Linked DNA regions of Homo sapiens: region 1 is linked to region 2. The links are chromatin loops, found by intact Hi-C in ENCODE. Cell type or tissue: PC-9. All regions are shown on one strand. Links, peaks and the distances in the headings refer to the core of each region. The heading gives the core; the rest is flanking DNA.

What was found. A loop is a pair of places that touch in the nucleus more often than their neighbours do. Peaks named below come from ENCODE experiments on the same cell type or tissue, not always from the same donor. Only the 100,000 strongest peaks of a DNase experiment are listed, where the experiment ranks them.
Region 1: a loop joins it to region 2, with 7 times the contacts of the local background. A loop is called at or near these places in 2 of 110 quality-filtered maps.

The regions. Positions count from the first base shown.
Region 1 is chr6:44,658,746-44,664,129 of GRCh38, reverse strand. No RefSeq gene overlaps it. Among named protein-coding and RNA genes, the nearest start is that of MIR4642, 230 kb to the right of the region's middle. In PC-9, for the core only: no CTCF peak of the experiment used is centred there; a DNase peak (open chromatin) is centred at 2,639; H3K27ac peaks cover 666 bases.
Region 2 is chr6:44,760,123-44,765,506 of GRCh38, reverse strand. The region is part of intron 1 of LOC101929770 (a long non-coding RNA gene); the gene reads right to left. Among named protein-coding and RNA genes, the nearest start is that of MIR4642, 330 kb to the right of the region's middle. RefSeq lists an enhancer at 5,290-5,384. In PC-9, for the core only: no CTCF peak of the experiment used is centred there; a DNase peak (open chromatin) is centred at 2,836.

The sequences.
Region 1 (5,384 bases), core at 250-5,249, 100 kb after region 2:
CTGCCAGCCTGGAACTGGTTTGGTGTTGGGAGTCAGAGCTGGGTTGGGATCCAGAGAGCATCGCTCCCTATCTGTGACCTTAATAGCACCAGGAGTCTGTCTCCTCCCGGAGAGATGGCTTTGACCCTGTAGGGGATAGCATTCTGGGGGATGCCTTGCAATAATCCCATTGTCCCTTGCCCCTTCCTCTTTACCTCCACTGCCTTCAGGCCCTTCCCTTGCTTGCCTGGGTTACTGTCAACCACTAAGGGAGCCCTGCTTTTGCTCCCCCTCCTGTCCTGATCCTTTCAGCCAGATTAACCTTTTCCAAAATGTAAATCACATCATGTCCCTCCCCTACTTAAAACCTTCAAAACTCCCTTCAGCTCAGAGAACAAACTTCGAGTGCTTGGTTTGCTGCACAGAACATTCTCATGGACACTCTCCTGCCCCACCTGCCAGCCAGGCCATGCCCCTTGCAGGTCTGAACTGTAGAGTCCTGTTGTCACCCTTCTACCTGGCTAACTTCTGTTCCTCTTGGGCGCAACCCAGCTGTCGGCTTCTCCTGGAAGTTTTCTCAAGCTGCATTAGGTCTACCTTACTGTGCTCCCTCATTTATGGAATTTCACCCCACAGAAATCCTTCCTGTTCGCCCACATAAACTTCTTGAAGGCTGGGCTTGTGTCTTTTCCCCTTGTACTCCCAGCGCCCAGAGCAGTGGGCAATAAACAGTTCTCCCTCCATCATTTCAGCACCAACTTTCCTTCGGTCTTGCTCTTGATGACTTAGACACGTGTCCTGGACACTGATGATGGTGATTATAATTACAGCCCTAGGGGCTACAGAGCTGAGTAGGCTATTTATCTCTGCCCTAAATAGGCGCAGACCACTGGGGCTTTGAAATGGTCCCTCCACTCTTTCTGCTGTGAATTCTCACCTCTTGCTGCTGACTGTGTGTCTTACTTTATGCCCAATTATTGGGTGAGGGCCTCGCCTGTCTTAAAAATTAAATTGCAGGGCTCTGAGCTGTTTTCCTTGACAAGCAGGAGTCTTGTTCTCTACCTTTGTCTCTGTGGTTTTTGTCCTCAACCGTTGGAATGGCAGGAATTTGGCTTTTGGACAAGCCATGGGGGCCGCTGCAAGGGCTGTGTGTGAATTGCCCCCTGTAGATCTGGGGAGTGTGGATGGACAGCACGCCAGCTGCAGACTCAAGAGCTTCCGGATTGTTTCAAGGGCTAATTTGATTAAGAATAACTTTAATTCCTGGAACCTGCTTTGAAAACTTGCATCTGTGTAAATGTCAAGTTTCTTAGTGTCAAATTGAAAACCACAAAAGGACAGATGTTTTGCTTAAGCTGGAGGACGACTAGCCCAGTTGGAAGAAGGACACACAGGGAGGCCAAATGGGGCCACCAGGACAGAGCCCGGGCCCGGGGAAGTGCTTCTCCTCTGATGCGTGACGTTTCCCGCAGGTGTGCCCTGTCTACAAGGCAGGTCAACACGAGGACCCAGCTGAAGGCAGTAGCGCACCCACTAGGAAAATACCTGTATTTGTGAGTGGCACGGGCACAGGAGCCACCTTGAGAAAAATGTGAACATTCCAACCACCCAGTTACAGGAAATACAGAGCTCACAGGAACATGTTAGATTGCACCACTGGCACACAAGGAGCAAAATCCAGCATAGGGGAACTCTGTGGGACTGCACAAACTCTATTTTCCTCAACTAATAAATTGCAAGGAAAAGAGAGAGGGGGTGGAACCTCTAGGTCAGGGTTCTCAACCTCAACACCCTTGTCATTGGGGCTGGATAATTTTTTGTTGTTAGGGGTCTCGGGGGCTGTCCTGAGCATGATAGGATGCTTAACAGCATCCCTGGCTTCTACCCACTAGATACACTCCCCACCAACCCAGTTTTGACAACCAAAATTGTCCCCAGACATTGTCAAGTTACCCCTTTAGGAGCAAAACTGCCCCTAGTTAAAAGCTCCTGCTGTAAATTCAAAGAGGCTTAGGAAACATACTGACCAATCACAATGTATGGACCTTATCTGGATACTGAAACAAATAGATAAACTGTTTAAAAATAAAAAAAGAAATATTTATGGGACAATTACAGAACTGTATACTTGATACTATTAAAGGGTTCATTGCTAATATTTTAGATATATAGTGGCATCATGAATATCTTTTTTAAATTCCCATTTAGAGACACATATTGAAACATATAAGCGAAATGATATCTGACATCTGCGCTTTGCTTCAAAATAACCCAGGGCAGGGGCAGGGAGTAAAACAAAGAAGAAACAAGATTGGTCATGAGTTAAAGATAATTGATGGGTCGTGGAGCTTGTTATACTAGTTTCTCTACTTTTGTATATATATTTTTTCACAAAAAATATGTTAAATGAAAGAAAAAGAATAAAAGAAGGGAAGGACTAGTTAGGACTCTGAAGCTGAAGATATTGTTTCTCCTCAAAGAATCGCTGTCACCTTCTCATCAGCTTTTCCCAATCTTCCCTTTAATCAGATCCCTCTGGAAGCCTGTGTCAGTGGTGTTCACCACTCTAAAAAGCTCAAGCTGTGCAAAGGAAAGTCACATTGGGCTGAATCCTTGTTGCATGAGAATTTTAATAGTTGATGTTATCTGCATGACCCATCTTGCCCAAGCAGTTCTCTCCCTAATGAGTTCTGGCAGTACAAGGTAGGCATTCCACAAATGGCTTTTGCATGCAGCCATCTGTGAGTGAATGAACTGGTGAATGGGCAGAGTTCAAGGTAGTCTGCTGGGCTGTGGGAGAGATGTGACTTAATAAGTAAGTCACGGTCCCTGCCCTAGAGGAGTTCACTGTCTACTGGGGGCTAGTTTAAACAATCAATGCGAAAATAATTCAGAACGAAGGAAATGCTAAGTAGACTCTAAGCAATGTGACATGGTGTGGCCAATTCCAAGCAACAAGGAGAGCCAAGTCTCAGCTCAAACCTTGGGGCCTGATCTCAGAAGGAGCAGCACCAATTCTTATGACATCCAGTTGCTTTTTACGATTCTTTCAGTTGTGAAGTCATAAAAGTTGTCCTACTCTAACAAATTCACCGGGGAGACTTGGCTGGCTACAAAGGAGAAAGTCTGTTTACATTAAAAAGGAAAAAAAAAAAAAAAGAAAAGAAAAACAGATGAACTACTGCAAGAAAACCAAAAATCAGAAAAAGCTGTCGGTGGCTTAATATGCTCTTTAGCGGCTTCAGAAGATCTGACTCATGCCTTTTCCTAATATGTCTTCCCATGTCAAAATCCACCACCTCAAAGGGAAGCAGAAGATGGTCTTACGGAGACCATGCTCTAGGCAGCTGCTTCTGAATGGTGCCAATGTGTTAGCTCACCGCCCGAAGTGCAAAGTCCTTTTAGGAAATTGATTTTCCTTGGATAAAGTCACTTCCCTCTCTGCACCTCAGTCTCTTCCACTGTAAGATGAAGCAGTTGGATGAGATCAAGCATGGCAAATTTGTGGCACACTTGCCACTCCTTACCACTCTGTGCTCAAGAAGACAGGCGTTGCTAATTGAGCTAAGCACCTTTCCACACCGAGCCCAGACATACCGGGCCTACTCAGTGGAGGATTCCAGTCACACGCAATCCATCAGAGGGAAATGATGCTTGCCTCAAACGTACTTGTCATCTCTGGCCTTCAATGTCCCAGAATTTTAAGTGAGTTTAAAAATCCCTGACCAAGAACACATCCACAGAGAGAAAACCCAAGCACACAATTACTTCACATCCAAAGGTTATGGAGAACTTCTACTTGCTGAGTGTCATGATGGGATTCAGGCAGAAGACAGAGAAGACAGGGCCCACTCACCCAGCTTCTTCCACAACTTAAGGGGCTTATGATTTGATTAGGGAGAGGAGACTTACAGGAAAACACAAGCCACAGCCTGACACCAGGGCCAGATCACGGACAGTCAGACCACAGCAAATGGAGGTGGAGGTGGCATGGAGTGGGCAGAGAATAGGAGACTTGAGCTGAGCCTTGACGGATGAGCAGAGTAGACAAAACAGCCAGAAAAGCCAAGGTCATTCGGAGCCAGGCCCCTGCCCTAAGCTCTCCCGCTGCTCTCCTGAGTGATAAGCGAGCCCCTTCTCCTTCTGGGCTGTGTTTTCTTTGCAATGGGCTCCATTCCTAACCCATTTTGCAGGTGATGCAATATCCATGGGGATGTTGGGTGGTGAGGCTGTCCTAACAGCATCCAATAATAGGAAAGGAAATTAAGCTTGAGAAATCCACACTCAAAGGCATCTTTTCTTCCCACAAAGGAAGTATCTGGAAGAAGTTTGCTGGTGTGTGAGCATTTTATCCATTTCCCCACACAGACTGAATTTAGCACAGAGGGTGGAAATGAAAGGATCGGGGAGTCCCTGATCTTAGCTGCATAAACTGTAAGAATTCTGTTTTCAAAGTGGCTACCCCAAAACTTTACGCCAGAAATAGAGCTGACCAAGGCAGAATCTGCAGGTGAAGAAGTCTGTTTTAGCTGTGTGTGTAGTGAGATAATGTAAGACCGTATAATGGTAAAAGGCACTGTTCAATATGTGTACAGGGAAATATACTTTTATCTGTTATTGATTTCTAAAGAGGAGTAATTTGAGAATGTGCCTCAGCCTAACTGTAGAGGGATGGATTGGAAGCCTATTTCATGTCTCTCCTGGGTCTGACCACAGGTCAGTCGGACAACAGACTGAAGGCATGTCCTCTCTCCACAGTGGCCAGGCTTTGGCTCAAGGTGGAATACAGTCCCTGGACTGGGAGCCCAAGACCAATTACCCAATCGGTCAGACCTTGCCGCCACTGTGTGCCCAGTTTTCTGTCCCTTTGCATGATACAGATTACAAAGGATGGCAGTCAGGTGGGATTTGAGGTGTGCCCTTGTGGCAGAGGAAGCAGCTATTTGTCTGTTTAGGGTCCAAAATGGGGGCTGGGGGAGCTGGAGGGGGGCAGATGACTCTGAAGCTTAGAAACTCATCTGGTCTTTTCTGACTCTGTTACTTTTTATCCATAAATGTCCCCTAAGAGAACACAGAAAGGAGATTTGATTCTATTCTGCTTGCCCTCACCATGCTTCAAATCACAGTAGTCCGAACCAATGAAACTCCCAGAAGACATCTAGCCCAACACCGCCCCATGTCCCCATTTCTTCTATTTTGATGTTTTTAATCAGCAATTGTCTGAGAAGTCCACTTGACAGGTTTGTTGGAATTGTGTCAATTAAAAATAAACAGCTTGGAAGTGGAAACTACCCAAAATATCTATGAACAGTCCAATGGATATATAAATTGTGGTGTCATCAGATGTTGGAATACTATACAGCAATGGAAAATGAGCAAACTGCAATCAGACATAATGGTAGGAA
Region 2 (5,384 bases), core at 294-5,293:
AGGAAGAAGTTGAATCCCTGAATACACCAATAACAGGCTCTGAAATGGAGACAATAATTAATAGTCTACCAACCAAAAAAAGTCCAGGACCAGATGGATTCACAGCCAAATTCTACCAGAGGTACAAAGAGGAGCTGGTACCATTCCTTCTGAAACTATTCCAATCAATAGAAAAAGAAGGAATCCTCCCTAACTCATTTTATGAGGCCAGAATCATCCTGATACCAAAGCCTGGCAGAGATACAACAAAAAAAAGAGAATTTTAGACCAATATCCCTGATGAACATTGATGCGAAAATCCTCAATAAAATACTGGCAAACCAAATCTAGCAGCACATCAAAAAGCTTATCCACCATGATCAAGTCAGCTTCATCCCTGGGATGGAAGGCTGGTTCAACATACACGAATCAATAGACGTAATCCATCACATAAACAGAACCAATGACAAAAACCTCATGATTATCTCAATAGAGGCAGAAAAGGCCTTCGATAAATTCAACAGCCCTTCATGCTAAAAAAAACTCTTCAATAAACTAGGTATCGATGGAACGTATCTCAAAATAATGACAGCTATTTATGACAAACCCACAGACAATATCATACTGAATGGGCAAAAACTGGAAGCATTCCCTTTGAAAACTGGCACAAGACAGGGATGCCCTCTCTCACCACTCCTGTTCAACATGGTGTTGGAAGTTCTGGCCAGGACAATCAGGCAAGAGAAATAAATAAGGGGTATTCAATTAGGAAATGAGGAAGTCAAATTGTCCCTGTTTGCAGATGACATGATTGTATATTTAGAAAACCCCACCGTCTCAGCCCAAAATCTCCTTAAGCTGATAAGCAACTCAGCAAAGTCTCAGGATACAAAGTCAATGTGCAAAAATCACAAGCATTCCTATACACCATTAACAGACAAACAGAGAGCCAAATCATGAGTGAACTCCCATTCACAATTGCTACAAAGAGAATAAAATGCCTAGGTATACAACTTACAAGGGATATGAAGGACCTCTTCAGGAGAACTACAAACCACTGCTCAATGAAATAAAAGAGGACACAAACAAATGGAAGAATATTCCATGCTCATGGAGAGGAAGAATCAATATCGTGAAAGTGGCCATACTGCCTAAAATAATTTATAGATTCAATGCCATCCCCATCAAGCTACCAATGATTTTCTTCACAGAATTGGAAAAAAAACTACTTCAAAGTTCTTATGGAACCAAAAAAAGAGCCCACATAGCCAAGACAATCCTAAGTAAAAGAACAAAGCTGGAGGCATCATGCTACCTGACTTCAAACTATATTACAAGGTTCCAGTAACCAAAACAGCATGGTACTGGTACCAAAACAGAGATATAGACAAATGGAACAGAACAGAGGCCTCAGAAATAACACCACACATTTACAACTATCTGATCTTTGACAAACATGACAAAAACAAGAAATGGGGAAAGTATTCCCTATTTAATAAATGGTGCTGGGAAAACTGGCTAGCCATATGTAGAAAGCTGAAACTGGATCCCTTCCTTACAACTTGTACAAAAATTAATTCAAGATGGATTAAAGACTTAAATGTTAGACCTAAAACCATAAAAACCCTAGAAGAAAACCTAGGCAATACCATTCAGGACATAGGCATGGGCAAGAACTTCATGACAAAAACACCGAAAGCAATGGCAACAAAAGCCAAAATAGACTAATGGGATCTAATTAAACTAAAGAGCTTCTGCACAGCAAAAGAAACTACCATCACAGTGAACAGGTGACCTACAGAATGGGAGAAAATTTTTGCAATCTACCCATCTGACAAAGGGCTAATATCCAGAATCTAAAAAGAACTCAAATTTACAAGAAAAAAACAACCCCATCAAAAAGTGGGCAAAGGATATAAACATACACTTCTCAAAAGAAGACATCTATGCAGGCAAAAGACACATGAAAAAATGCTCATCATCATTGGTCATCAGAGACATGCAAATCAAAACCACAATGAGATACCATCTCACACCAGTTAGAATGGCAATCATTAAAAAGTCAGGAAACAACAGATGCTGTAGAGGATGTGGAGAAATAGGAATGCTTTTACATTGTTGGTGGGAGTGTAAATTAGTTCAACCATTGTGGAAGACAGTGTGGCGATTCCTCAAGGATCTAGAACTAGAATTACCATTTGACCCAGCCATCCCATTACTGGGTATGTACCCAAAGGATTATAAATCATACTACTATAAAGACACATGCACACGTATGTTTGTTGCGGCACTGTTCTCTATAGCAAAGACTTGGAACCAACCCAAATGTCCATCAATGATAGACTGGATTAAAGAAATGTGGCACATATACACTATGGAATACTAGGCAACCATAAAAAAGGATGAGTTCATGTCCTTTGCAGGGAGATGGATGAAGCTAGATGAAGCTGGAAACCATCATTCTCAGCAAACTATCACAAGGACAGAAAACCAAACACTGCATGTTCTCACTCATAGGTGGGAACTGAACAATGAGATCACTTGGACACAGGGTGGGGAACATCACACACCAGGGCCTACTGGGGGAGGAATAGCATTAGGAGAAATACCTAATGTAAATGATGAGTTGATGGATGCAGCAAACCAACATGGCACATGCATACCTATGTATCAAACCTGCATGTTGTGCACATGTACCCTTGAACTTAAATTAAAAAAAAAAAGTCATACCTTGGTTAAGCCTTATTGGTTTTGGTGAGTCACTTGGGAGGTTGCCTTTGGTTAAAACAAAAGTTCAAATGCCAGGAATACCAGCTATTTTTCCTGGCTAAAATCTGATAATAAGAGGTATGCAAAGACTTTTTTTTTTTAAGCTCTATGGTTAAAGTCAGCTTAATTAAAAGCTGATATACAAGTTCCTCCTTTCTCTTTGTTGTCTTTGGTCGCACATGAAAGAATCTAGAAGAGACTTCTAATGACTCAAATTCCCTTAAGGCACACAGAAAAGAGTACCACTAACCCTCTTTTTGGGGTATTCTGTCTTCCTGTGGAGTCTGAAGAGTCATGGACGAGTTCCTCTCAGGTCTAAAACTCTGCTTTCTTTTGTATTGTATTACCTGATCTCTTTGGCTTTGAGGGGTACCAGAGATTTCTCTGTACTGTGAGAGAGCACTTGACCTTTGTATGTGTGATGGCTGCTGAGTCAATGGCAAGAGCTGCAGTTTTGGAGGTAGCTGACAGCAGCTGTTTAAAATGAATGGTTATTTTCTAAAAACTTTAAAATTTTTATTTTTGCTTTCTTTTTTCTCTTCCTTACTTTAGGAAGTATAATGAATGGTTACTATTAGAGAGGGCTACTCATTTCTTTGCATGTTTAGATTTAAAAGGCATGATTTAAACACTTAAAGAAATGTGTTTCTAGTAAAGTGCACTGTGAAAGCATTGCGTGGCTCAGTCCCATGGCATTCTCCTCTTTCTGGGAACTCAGGATAAAGTGTAAAAGTGGAGTCCTTGATTTTTAAATATCTAGATGTTCTGCCTCCCAACTGCACCTGCTTTTCACATAAATTATTAGGCCATTAAAAATTACAAATGCTTTGTTGGTCATGTTTCTTAATGGGCTCTGCCCTGAACATAGCAGTCCAGTTGGAAAACAGGCTAAATTAAAAGCTACTTATCTAAATAAAATTGGTCTCCTTATAAAATGCTATGGCATTTTCCTATCATTTGTGTTACCTTGGCATCCATTTTAAATCTTTCTCTAACACACCCAAACTCCTTCTTGAAAGAAGCCAAATTCTCTCTGTCTCTCTCTCTCTGATTTGAGAAGTAAATTTGCTATCATGTTTTCTCTAAAACTCCGTAAGGGCTTCAGCCCTGTGAGAGAGATAAACTTTAACCTTTTTCATTCACAAAGACACAGTTTGAATCCCACCATCCTTTCAAGCTAGTGACTTTTACAGGTCTCATGGTTAAGAGTTTTAAATCAAAGCTATAATGTCTTTATTTGTGCCTGTCTGTATTATGTGTACATATATACATGGCTGTTTGTATATTGGTTGTGATACCATTGACTTATAAATAAATGAGGGCTCATAAGTTAAATAACCCAAATGCTTTTCAGGTCCCTGTGACTTTAGTACTCTTTGGTAAATAAAGATAGTTTTTAAATTGTTGATAAAATAATAGAAATGTCTTCAGAATTTTAGACATTTTTGCCTGGGTCTACTGATCAGATCTGTTTATAATGTCTCTACTAGATATTTTAAAGTCATAAAGCTGTTGCTTTTATGATATTTTTGACACTTGCTTAATTTGTCTGTGAGCTTATGTCTTTGAATTTGGGCCTTTAAATCCTGTGGTATAGATAGTGGCCATGGTGAGGCCTTGGGACAGTGCCTGGGCTGCATCCTCCCTGGGTCAGCTATGCCTCTTGACCATGCTGGAAAGGCTGCATCCAACCTTTGTCCTGGGATCTGCATCTGACACATAAGTAAAATCGGTTCCTAGGTTTTTCACTGAAAATCAGGGTTACTAAGAGTTCACACTGGAATTAATATATGCAATTAAAACTACTAAGTATAAGACAAACAATTCTACATACAGAGTATATAAAGAAAGTAAGATGCAAAAAGAGTTTTTAAAAAGAATAATTTTTTTCCTTTTACATGAGAGAACTTTGTGTGGTCAAAACAAGAGGGCAAGGAAAGTAAATTTTCACCTAAGGTAGAATGCCAATATAAAAAGGGGATATACAACACAAAACTGAAGGTTTAAGCAAGTTGTAGAAGGCCTGTAGAAGATTAATCTCATGAAAAGAATTTTATGTGTGATTAAGTTGGCTAAATTAGAAGGGGATTATTTTTCCTAAAAATGGAGCATATCAAAAATACACTGATGCAGGGCCAGAGTTAGGCCCCTGGGTCAAAATAACAGGGTTTTCTTGGAGCACTGATCTGTTCTTTAATAGAAAATTGTAAAGGTTAAAAGGTTTACAGAAATCTTGTGCAGTCAAAACTGAGATTGAAAGATGGCCGAATAGGAACAGCTCCGGTCTACAGCTCCCAGCATGAGCAACGCAGAAGACGGGTGATTTCTGCATTTCCATCTGAGGTACTGGGTTCATCTCACTAGGGAGTGCCAGACAGTGGGCGCAGGTCAGTGTGTGCGCGCACCGTGCGTGAGCAGAAGCAGGGCGAGGCATTGCCTCACTTGGGAAGCGCAAGGGGTCAGGGAGTTCCCTTTCTGAGTCAAAGAAAGGGGTGATTGACAGCACCTGGAAAATCGGGTCACTCCCACCCGAATACTGTGCTTTTCCGATGGGCTTAAAAAATGGCGCAACACGAGATTATATCCCGCACCTGGCTCAGAGGGTCCTATGCCCACGGAGTCTTGCTGATTGCTAG